3 separate regions of the Homo sapiens genome follow, and all the other regions are linked to region 1. The links are chromatin contacts, found by Hi-C or POLR2A ChIA-PET in ENCODE. All regions are on one chromosome and are shown on one strand. Each heading gives the region's core, a stretch centred on a gene start or an enhancer-like site at or near the end of the contact. The rest is flanking DNA. Distances are from core to core; before and after follow the strand shown. Region 1 holds the start of TLN2 (talin 2). Region 2 holds the start of VPS13C (vacuolar protein sorting 13 homolog C). Region 3 has its middle 73 kb from the start of MIR190A.

Region 1 (3,459 bases), core at 534-3,033:
TTTGACAACGCCAACACTTCAGTTCATTCCTCTCTCATCTTCTGGAAAGAACCAGAAGTTTTCACTATGAGACACAGGAATTCTGGCCTAAGTTGTCCCAGCTCTTCAAGGACAGCAAGAATCCAAGTTTCCCCACGCGTCACCTGAAGCCCCAACTTCTGGAAACGCCCTCCTTTCCTCGCCTCTACGAGCTGCGAGAGCAGAACACGCAGCCGCGGGCGCTACTGCTGTCGCCGCTAAAGCCAAAGAGGCGACTGGAAGCTCAGGCTGTTCGGCGGCCTCGGGGCGACCACAGGCCAGGCCCTGGTCCTGATCCACGAACCAAGGCGCCTCCTCTCCCCCAGGAAGTGAGCTACTGCGCCCCTCGGAGCACCCAGGCGAGCCCGGGCACCGGGAGAACGCTCTACACTCGGCGCCCAGCCCCGGGACGCCGCCCAGCGCACGGCTCCGGCTGAGCACCCGGGCAGCGGTAGCTGCGGGGAAGAGGGGCGTGTTCCCTGAGCCTCGGAGCCCCAAGGCCGGGTCCAGGCGGGACAGAGGAAGGCGGCAAGCCCAGCACGCTGTCCGTGACGGCGGCTCTCGTTCCCAAGCCCCGCCGGCTGGCGTGGCGACGCGCTGTAGTCCGCGCGCCCTTGCGGGGACAGCAGTCGTGCGCGCCTTGTGCGGCCGCCTCCGCGCCTGCCTCGGCGCGCAAACTTTCCCGGCGACAACCGATCAGGCCTCTCCGACTGGGGCGCGGGGCTCTCCCCGGGACCCAGAAACTGCTCGCCCCCTCCCCTCCGCAGTCAAGACCCACTGAAAATATGGCGCCCTCGAAAGTCGTTCCTCGGTCCCCTCAGGGATCCCGAAATACTCGTCTCCAGGTCCCTCCAGCTTCCAATGGGCGCAAAATTTCAGCTCGTGGGACCGAGGAAGGAGAGGGAGCCGCTGAGTCTGTGTGAGGCCAGCCGCACTGGATGCAAAGCCTGGCCCCGCTCTCGGCCCGGCACTGCCCCCGTCGCTCAGCGGCCAGCAGTTCGCCCGTGGCGAGATTGCCAAGTAAAGGGCAGTCGTGGGATCGGCAGGTCTGAGTGTCCGGCACCGGAGAAGGAACTCCGCACTGGCGGGCTGTCTTAGCCCAGAGCCTCGGCGGGAGACTTGTTTGCAAAGTGGCGCTGGAGTCCCGGCGGCCAGTGCTGGAATGAAGCTGCTCCTCCAGCGCCAACTCTTCTGGCGCGGGGGCCCGGCTGGGGTCGAGGGGACACTCTATGCAGGCGGGGCCGCTTTTCAAAGCCCAGTTACCGGAAACCCAGCGAGAGCCCCGGAGGGGACCGGCTGCCCACGGCCAGGAATCCGCTCTCTGGCGCCGACTGCGAGGCTGTTTGCAAACCGCTGCGCCCGGGTCCGGTGCAGTGAAACATACATGTGCAATAGACAGGTGCATTAATTTCATTTTATTTTTATTTTCCTGCAAGAAGCCCTCCTAGACCATCAAATCTGGGAGCTTTACGGGTTTTTCCTGCATTGGCATCACTCACGAGAAGCAAAAGGGAGGAAAAAAAACCCCACATTTTCCTTCTGGAGAGGGGAGGGAAAAGACACGAGAAATTCATGCAACGTGCATGCAGCTGGAGGAAGAGGAAAACCCGAGTGAGCCGTGCGCCTTACCGGGGGATGCATTTACTGTCTCATTGCAGAGCGCCTGCCCGGGAGTGCAGCCCGCGTCCCCCCGCGCGCTGGGCGACCACTCCGCTCCCGCAGCCGCCTCAGCCGCTGCCGCCGCCGCTGGCTCCGGGCGCGGAACAAGAGCCGAGGGCGAGCGCGAGCGCACTGCCCGAGAGCGCTGGGAGGGCAGGAAGCGCGTCATCATTCGGGGACGGCGCGGCGCCGGTCCGGCCGCGGCGCCGCGCGGCACCGGGGTGGGCCGCCACCGAGGCTCAGGCGCCCGTCCTGGGTTTCCTCCCACGCGTGGTGATGCTGAAAGGGTCCGCGAGGGAAGGTGATGCACCGGCCGAGCTGTCACGGGGAAGGGAGGCTCGGGGTGACCCCGGCTTCCCAGAATTGGGGCTCTGCTGTGTAAAGGGGATGACTGCAGGACACAGCGTCTTGTAGGCTGGGGCCCCTAGGTCCGCAGAGTGCCCTCTCGGGACCTCTGGCCCGGTCCTGGGGGAAGCGAGCTGTGGCTAACTGGAGGGCCGTGGTGGGCGGTGGGGTCTTGCTGCGAAGCGGAGGGCCGTGACCCCAGGCGAGCCTGCTCCTTTCAGCACAAGGACCCTGAAACCTTGCTGGTCAGGTGTCACTTAGGTATTTAGAGAACGACTATAGGGATGAGTGGCGGTAGGGGCGTGCTGTGTTGATAAGAAGAAAATAATTCACTCCTGCTTGCCATGCCCTGAATAAAGTCAGTTATATACCTCTTACATTTACAGTCATTATTAGTAAATACTGTAAATACCATGGAACAATGTGAAGGTTATTCAAGGGGGTGAGGAGACAAAACACTATGTACCGTATGGTCCCGTTTTTAAAAACTGTGATTTATGGAGAAAGGCAGAAAAGACTGGATAGATAAACACCAATAAGTCTCTCAGTGATTGGTGGAATTGTGAGTAATTTTACTTTTTTATTTATCTGTAAGGGACACATTAGTAATTTAAAAAAACAAGAATTAGCCATGACCCCTTTACTCCTAGTACTTTGGGAGGCCAAAGCAGGAAGATCTCAAGCCCAAGGAGTTTAAGATCGGCCTGGGCAATATAGCGAGACCTTATCTCTACAAAAAAAATTAAAAATCAGCCGGGTGTGGGGGCGCATGCCTGTAGTCCCAGTTACTGGGGAGAATGGTGGGAGGATCGCTTGAGCCCGGGAGCTCGGGGGCTGCATGAGCGGTGATCCTACCACTGCACTCCAGCCTGGATGACAGAGCGGGACTCTGTCTCAAAAAAGAAAAAAAAAAGGAAAGACGACATTATTTCCATCCCAATACAGAATGGACCAGGAAATAGGTAGCAAATCTATTCAGTTACTCAAATGGAACTGCTGGCAACTTTTTAGTGTTTCTCAGAGAAAGAAACTGCTGTCACCATAAACCGGAGACTGAATTGATTTTGTAAATTGAAATTATTTTGAATAAGTCCGTTGGAACATTGGATAAGGCTGGACATTCTGTGAGAACAATACCCTGTCCTTAACCAGGCTGATGAACCGGACTGTATGTATCATAGCAGCAAAGATAACCTTAGGGTACAACTTTGTAACTTATTGCAGAATATAAACTGTAAAGCTAACAAAGTATACATTATCAATGCACAGTGAGAGAACCAATTACTTGGCAACTTGAGAAAGTCCTAAAAATTGCAGGGCACAATTTCTCATTGTACAGGTAAAGTATTTTTGTTCACCACGCCTTTTTAAACATTCACCAGTCTCACAGAATAACTAGTGGTGGCAACAAGCCACCTCAGGGGTTGATTAAAAAGT
Region 2 (3,165 bases), core at 561-3,060, 330 kb after region 1:
ATGGTACATGCCTTATCTCAACCAGAACATATATTGCTTCTTTACATTCCTCTTGGAGCATAGTCAGTGTGAATGTAAAAAGGAAGCGGGATTGTTAGAGTGTATGACTAGAAAGAACGTGGAGAAAGTTTGAAGAGAGTGTTCTAAACACTGGGAAGTTATTGGATGTTTTTGAGCAGGTGACTAACCTAAGCTCACCTGTGCTTTGGGAAAACACATCCGGTGTTCATGAGAATAGACTGGAGGAAGGAATAACTGGAGGCTAGGAAGTGAATTTCAAGGAGATGGATGGCATGGTCCAGAAGAAAAACATGGAGAATTTAGGAAAGATGGCAAAAGCAAAATAGACAGGTTAGGCTGTTATTTGGTTGTGGATGGTGAAGAAATCCAAAGTACTTACTAGTATTTTGTCTTTGTGACCAGCTAGGAAAAACAGACGGTTAAGGATTTATCTTCTTAAAGAGGAATGGAGTGTGCAAAAGTGGGAGAGGAATGTGATCTTGATAGTACTAGTTAGTACTGACTGGGTCTTTCTTTGTACTTTTAATTTTATTTAATACACAACACCAATTGTAGCCATTTTGATTTTCTTTCTTCTCCAGCGGACTTTGAATTTAAGATTTTTCTTTGTGATCCTGTGCAAGCCTAGGTTGTTTAAGAAAAATACACGAATAGTTTCTCAGACACTTCCTCGTAGCAAAGCACTTATTAATGCTTGTGACTACAAATAATCAGCATTTCTTAGGTTTCTTCCTGTGTACTGTATCTCAACAACTTTTTGAAATATATTTTAGGAAAAAATTTCTAGTTCTCTAAAGAGGTGAATCTCAATGGGTGGTTAAATTTCACAAGGGTTGAAAGATCTTGTGGTATAAAAGCTCTGCTTTTAAGGTCGTGCTACATCAAAGACAGTTCAACGATAGCATGGAAGAAAGTGATATATAAATAACAAGTAACTCATACTTAAAAAGGCACTACTACGTTTTGTTTTTTATATCTGTAATGAGATAGGTAACTGGTTAGTGGCTAGTGAATTAAAAGCGAATCTTAGAGAAAGGGGAAAAGAACGCGTTTCCCACAAAACGCGTATATTCAGTTCTCATTCTATGATATCTGCCATTTGATGTGGTTCTGTTCCCCTCCTCCCACTTTCAAATTATTTGTCGCGCGCCAGTGGTCCCAGCTACTCGGGAGGCTGACACAGGAGGATCTCTTGAGTCCAGGATGTCAAGTCTGTAGTGAGCTATGATCCCGACACTGCATTCTACCCTTGGCAACAGAGCGAGACCCTGTCTCAAAACAAAACAAAACAGAAACAAAATAAAAAAACAATGTTTTCAAGAAGCAGAGACCAAGCCCCAGGCGGAGTCGAACTCTAGCAGGACAAGAACGCGGTCGGTCCCTTTCCCCCACCTGATCCACAGGTGCAGGGGTGGTTGCCTAGGTGACGCTCAGCGCATACTCCAGGCCAGGCGGCTCCGGACACCGCGATGCGGCCGGAGTTCAACAGCAGGTGACGGCGGGAAAGCAGAGCGGCCACATAGATGTCCCTGTACTCGGTAACTCTTGCCCTCCCTTGTTCTTCTCGAAGGTCCTTTTTTTTCTCGTGCACGGCTGACGAGACAGGCGCAAGCTAACTTCCCCCGCACTCCTCCGTCGGCCTCTAGAGGGCCAGGGCTGCGGCGCCTACAAAGCCTCGGGATCACAGCTGGGCCTCCTTAGCTACCGGCCGGGCGACAGCGCGCCTGCGCACCGGCGGGGTCACGCGCGCGGCGCGGGGGTGGGCCTGCGCCGGAGGGGCTGTCATTTGCAGCGCTGGTCGCAGCCCTCAGCTGCGCCGGGCGGTTCCGGCTCCTCCCTCTCCTTGTGCCTCAGCGCCACCATGGTGCTGGAGTCGGTGGTCGCGGACTTGCTGAACCGCTTCCTGGGGGACTATGTGGAGAACCTGAACAAGTCCCAGCTGAAGCTGGGCATCTGGGGCGGTAAGCGAGAGGGCGCGGCCAGTGGGCTGCGGGCGCTGAGGGCCCAGCCGAGGGCTGCTCCGTCCGGGATTCTGCCCGGGCCCTGCTCCCTGCGCCGCCTGAGACTCCCCATCCCGGTGCGGCAGGTGCTAGATGCGGGAGCCTCTGCCGCCCGCGGATTCTCGGGGTCCCAGTCCCGACTCCGGCTGGGGAGATGCGGCGGGATCCCGCCCGCGCTGCCAAAGTTCCCACCTTTCTCGTCCCCCGAGGCCAAGCCCTGGCCCTGCTGTCCCCGCCCTGCCCGTTTCTGTGGTCCTCTCGCTGCACTCAGGGTGGCCCCTTTGGCCCTACAGCATAAAAACAGAGCCCTTTCTGTTTCGGTATCGCGTGGAGTGAGCATGGTTGTCTGGTCATATACGCTCGAAGTGGCACTAAGAAAAAAGGAGGAAGTTGCATCTCGCAGTTATCTTCACTATCATTTTACAGGGAGCAAGAACTGGGTTCCTTCTCTTTAGGATTACCGGGTTTGGAGAGGAACGGGCAGGAGATCTTTAAGATAGGCGTGTGCTTAGGGATTCTTACTCTTAATGCTTTCAGCTCCTGTGAAAATGATTTCTTCCTTTAATATTTACTTTTCCGTCAATACGAAGAGGATTTTGAATTTTGTTTTGGAGCAATAGAGAGAAATTCAAGCCTCGACCAGCATCGTCATTAATTAGGTGTCTGCTTGGTTGCATGCTCAGGAATTTATGCCAACGTTTTTATCCTGGAGATTAAGTGTATAAAAGTATTCAGGAAATAGTGTACTTAAACATACACTCTTCAACGAGCTTAATCGTTTGCATGAATTACGTGTTAAGCTTTGAGGACTTTGGGACTTTCTCACTCCACAAAAGGTTTGGGAACTTTGTCAGCTTTGGAGGAAAATTCAAAAAACGACTCAAATGTATGGATCTGCTTTTAATTCAAGCAACAACAAATAGCTATAGACTTCCCCTGTCCACTAGGGTAACCACTAGCCACTGTAGCTGTGGAGCACTTGATATGAGGTTAGTGCTAATTGAGACTTGCTGTATGAATTAAAACATCGTTTTGAATAAGCATTACTCCTAATGAAGTAGGAGAAAAAAATAATACCTCAATAATTTTTATGTTGCTTATGTGTTGAAATAATATTTGAATATATTGGGTTAAATTAAATATA
Region 3 (3,159 bases), core at 422-2,921, 510 kb before region 1:
TTGCAAAAGTTGAGTATTACAGCCACAGAGCTAATAAAAGAAAATTGTAATTCCAGGCTTGCTTATTCCAAAGCTCATGCTCTTCACATTATGCTTATTTGCGATTCTTTTTCCATCTGTGGAAAGAGGAGGAGGGTGTAAAAGAATGGCTTTCACTAGACCTACAGTTCTGTTGTGGTTTTGTATGTACATGGTAAATGGAGACTACCATGACGTGGACACCCTTGCTGTCTAGGCTCTAGTGTCTTATAAAAGGGCTCTAAGGTGTGTGTGTGTGTGTGTGTGTGTGTGTGTGTGTCGCGCACACACACACACTTCTAAATGTAAAGAGAGGGCCATCCAGAGGTAGAGGGCTGTCAGGTAAGAAAATGACTCCGGAATTCAGCACACCTGGGTTCTGCCTCAGCTCTGACACTCATCAGCTTGTTATCTTAAGCAACCCGCTTCCCCTCCCTGTACCTCAGTTTCCTTATTTGTAAAAGAGGAATAACAAAGCCTAGGTCACTGTTAAGTGCATTAAGTGAGATCAATGGAAAGCGTCCAGAGGAGTGCCCAACCAAAGTTGGCATTCGAAAGTAAGGGTGTCCCTGTCCCACATTCTCTGGTGCAGGAGGGTTTCCCAAAGCAGCGTTGGGAAGAGAGAGAAGTGTGAGCCTTTGCCTGGGTGCATGCTCAAAGATGCAGTTTTGGGGAGGAGGGTACTTTGCAAACCCCAGCAAGTTTTCCACTGGGAACTGCTGGATTGTATGTTGGGAGCTTTGGAGTGAGGTTTGGGCCTTACCCCCCCCTTGGCCTCCCCAGCTGTTCGGGAGGGTGCAGGTCTGCTCCCCACACACACCCTCCCTTCTGCTTTCTTCCCCATGCATCTCAACCTAACCAAAGTTCACGCCCAGCCCTCGCTTTCTTTCCTGACTGCCACTCAGACCACAGACACGCGGGGCAGGGGCCACACTGGGTGGGGCTGCAGGTGGTCTGCAGGTCTCAGAGGGGGGTCTGGACTGAAGAGTTAGCCCCCTCCTGCTGTGAACCTCCTATTCTTAGAAAACCAGGGACTCCAAAAGCACTCCTGACCCCGCTCCCAGCCACAGACAGACACAGCGACCCACACAGACTTAGAGACACACACGTAGGCACACAGACACATAGAGATACAGACCCCCACCCCAAAACATGTACAGATATGCAAAGATATGCAGAGACACAGCCACATAGAGACAGACACACACAGAAATATGAACAGATGTATACACACATAGACACAGACCCACGCACACAGAAACATGTACAGATATGCAAAGACATGCAGAGATGCACACACAGACACACAGAAATACCCAGACACATAGAGACACATACATAGACGCAGACACACACGGAGACACTATGACGTGAACAGTGTGTGCGCGCACACACAGGTTCCCTCCCACCCGGCAGGCGCTGCCCTCTGCCCCGCGGCCCCCACCCCTGCGGCTCTGCCTCTTTGGTCTAATAAGGGTAGGTGAGAAAGCATTGTGAGATTCCGGAGATATTTCCTGGCTCCCCGCATGCTCCTTCTGTGGCGCGTCCAGCTGAATGTTCAGCTCTGGGCAAGTGTCCAGGGCCCGGGGCCCCAAGGCTGAGTCATGTAGACAAAGATTCCGAGGCCCTGAGTAGCCTTTCTAGATCCCCGGCCTTTAAAAAAACACCGCAGGATGCCCTAGGAGGCAGCGAAGTTTCCCACAGAAACTCCACTTTGTGCAGATTTAATCACAGGGCATTTAAATAGCATCATCTGGAGGTAATTTGGAATTTAAATTACCAGGCTAGAGGAAATTTTTTCTACCAAAAGAAGGGCTTGGAATATTATATTGTGTTGGTTATCGATCAGCCATTTGCAAGGGATTACAAAAGTGGTAAGGCCTGTTTTATACAATATGTTAGAACAATTTACAGCAGGATTTGGTCATCACTAGTGTAACTGGTATTACTTGTTCCACAAAGCTTGGGGCAAGAAATGACACATTTCATGAATTTCTAAATCAAATCGTCCTTAGACCCCACACCTACTAGGACCTCAGAAAAATTCAATCCCAGCCTCTTTTCAAGGCCCCTCCTCTCCTCCTATGCAGAACTCTGAGGCCTCAGGATCCTTGAAACTTGGGGGAAGGGCATCAGGTCTGTGACGATCACTGCCCAGTGGCTCATTGTCCATGCCCAGGTAAACCAGTAAAAGGCTGCTGCTCACGGCATCCTCCAAATTCAAGGCCACAGTGCAAGTGTCCAGTCCCCAGAAGCACACTGCCCACCCAGCCACTCCCCAGAGGCCTTGGCACCTCAGGGTCCTGGGTAAGAGGCTGGGCACCCAAGGGTCCTGCCAGTCCTTGAATGACCTCTAGCCCTTGGCCCCCTCCCCAGCCCTCGCAATCTCTAACAGTAAGTGTTAGGTCTACAGACCCTTAGAAAATCAAAGAAAGGCCTTTAACTTTCCCCCAGAGCAAGAGAAGCCTAGCCTTCAAGACAGGAAGGCCTCTGGAGAAGAAGAAGAGGAAATCCCCCACATTCTTTTCCAGTGAGCTACATAAGAAAAACAGACATGGTTAATTTATCAATTGCAGTGGCCAGTCACTTCTTAGTCAATAATTACCTGATTTACTTAATAATCCTTACTCTTCAGGGAGTAGATAGAGCTGTGGTCCAAAAAAAAAATCCAAAAAATCAACAAACAAACCCCTTTCTTTGAATAAAGATGATGAAATCTCTTGACTTCTGTAATATTCAGAGTCCCTCTGGATCACTTCCGTTTGGACAGGAATGGGTTCAGTCCTAAACAGCTTGGTGTCTAGTAGCTCAGTCTCTTTGTTCCCTTTCATGGAACAGTTGCACCCCTATTTGAGGACTGACAAGGGTGCGATGAGGGGTGACCCTGCAACTCAGGTAAACCCAGGCTAGCTCCGACTCACACCCAGCACCACACAGGCGGTAGAGCTTAAGGTTGGAAGGAATGGCTGTGGAATCAGATAAAACAGAGTTTGAGTTCTGGCTCTGTCACTTTTTATCTGTGTGACTTCAGGCAATTTACTTTACCTCTCTGAGCCTCAATTTCTTCCTTTCTAAAATAGGGATGATAAAGTGCCTCATAGGATGATGGAGAAGTTAAATGGCAGCCATGCAGACATGCCA

Evidence for each region. A loop is a pair of places that touch in the nucleus more often than their neighbours do. ChIA-PET counts read pairs that join two places held with the same protein, here RNA polymerase II (POLR2A). Pooled maps may share reads with other maps.
Region 2: a pooled map shows a loop between it and region 1 (18-fold over the local background). The contact joins the promoter of VPS13C here to the promoter of TLN2 in region 1. A Hi-C loop is called at or near these places in 1 of 37 single-sample maps with no recorded cell type and 10 of 50 pooled maps. POLR2A ChIA-PET finds 5 or more read pairs at or near these places in 3 of 52 experiments (H1, T-cell and activated naive CD8-positive, alpha-beta T cell).
Region 3: a loop to region 1 is called in a map of MCF 10A, with 22 times the contacts of the local background. The contact joins the enhancer-like site here to the promoter of TLN2 in region 1. A Hi-C loop is called at or near these places in 2 of 168 maps with a recorded cell type or tissue (MCF 10A and gastrocnemius medialis) and 3 of 50 pooled maps. POLR2A ChIA-PET finds 5 or more read pairs at or near these places in 1 of 52 experiments (WTC11).

Annotation. Positions count from the first base shown.
Region 1 is chr15:62,388,874-62,392,332 of GRCh38, reverse strand. TLN2 (talin 2) reads right to left here and starts at 1,783. Exons shown (of 59, transcript NM_015059.3): 1 at 1,648-1,783. RefSeq lists enhancers at 761-1,375, 2,294-2,363 and silencers at 1,554-1,883, 1,931-2,127.
Region 2 is chr15:62,059,092-62,062,256 of GRCh38, reverse strand. VPS13C (vacuolar protein sorting 13 homolog C) reads left to right here and starts at 1,810. Exons shown (of 85, transcript NM_020821.3): 1 at 1,810-1,982. The coding sequence starts at 1,883. It overlaps VPS13C-DT (VPS13C divergent transcript), which reads right to left and starts at 1,754. Exons shown (of 2, transcript NR_135690.1): 1 at 1,414-1,754; 2 at 1-1,289. RefSeq lists an enhancer at 1,499-1,548 and a silencer at 1,599-1,948.
Region 3 is chr15:62,895,608-62,898,766 of GRCh38, reverse strand. No RefSeq gene overlaps it. Among named protein-coding and RNA genes, the nearest start is that of MIR190A, 73 kb to the right of the region's middle. RefSeq lists an enhancer at 407-1,172. Within about 2 kb of position 1,671, at least 22 of the 41 ENCODE cell types and tissues checked have a DNase peak (open chromatin) inside an H3K27ac peak, as active enhancers do; they include gastrocnemius medialis, where a contact is called at or near this core.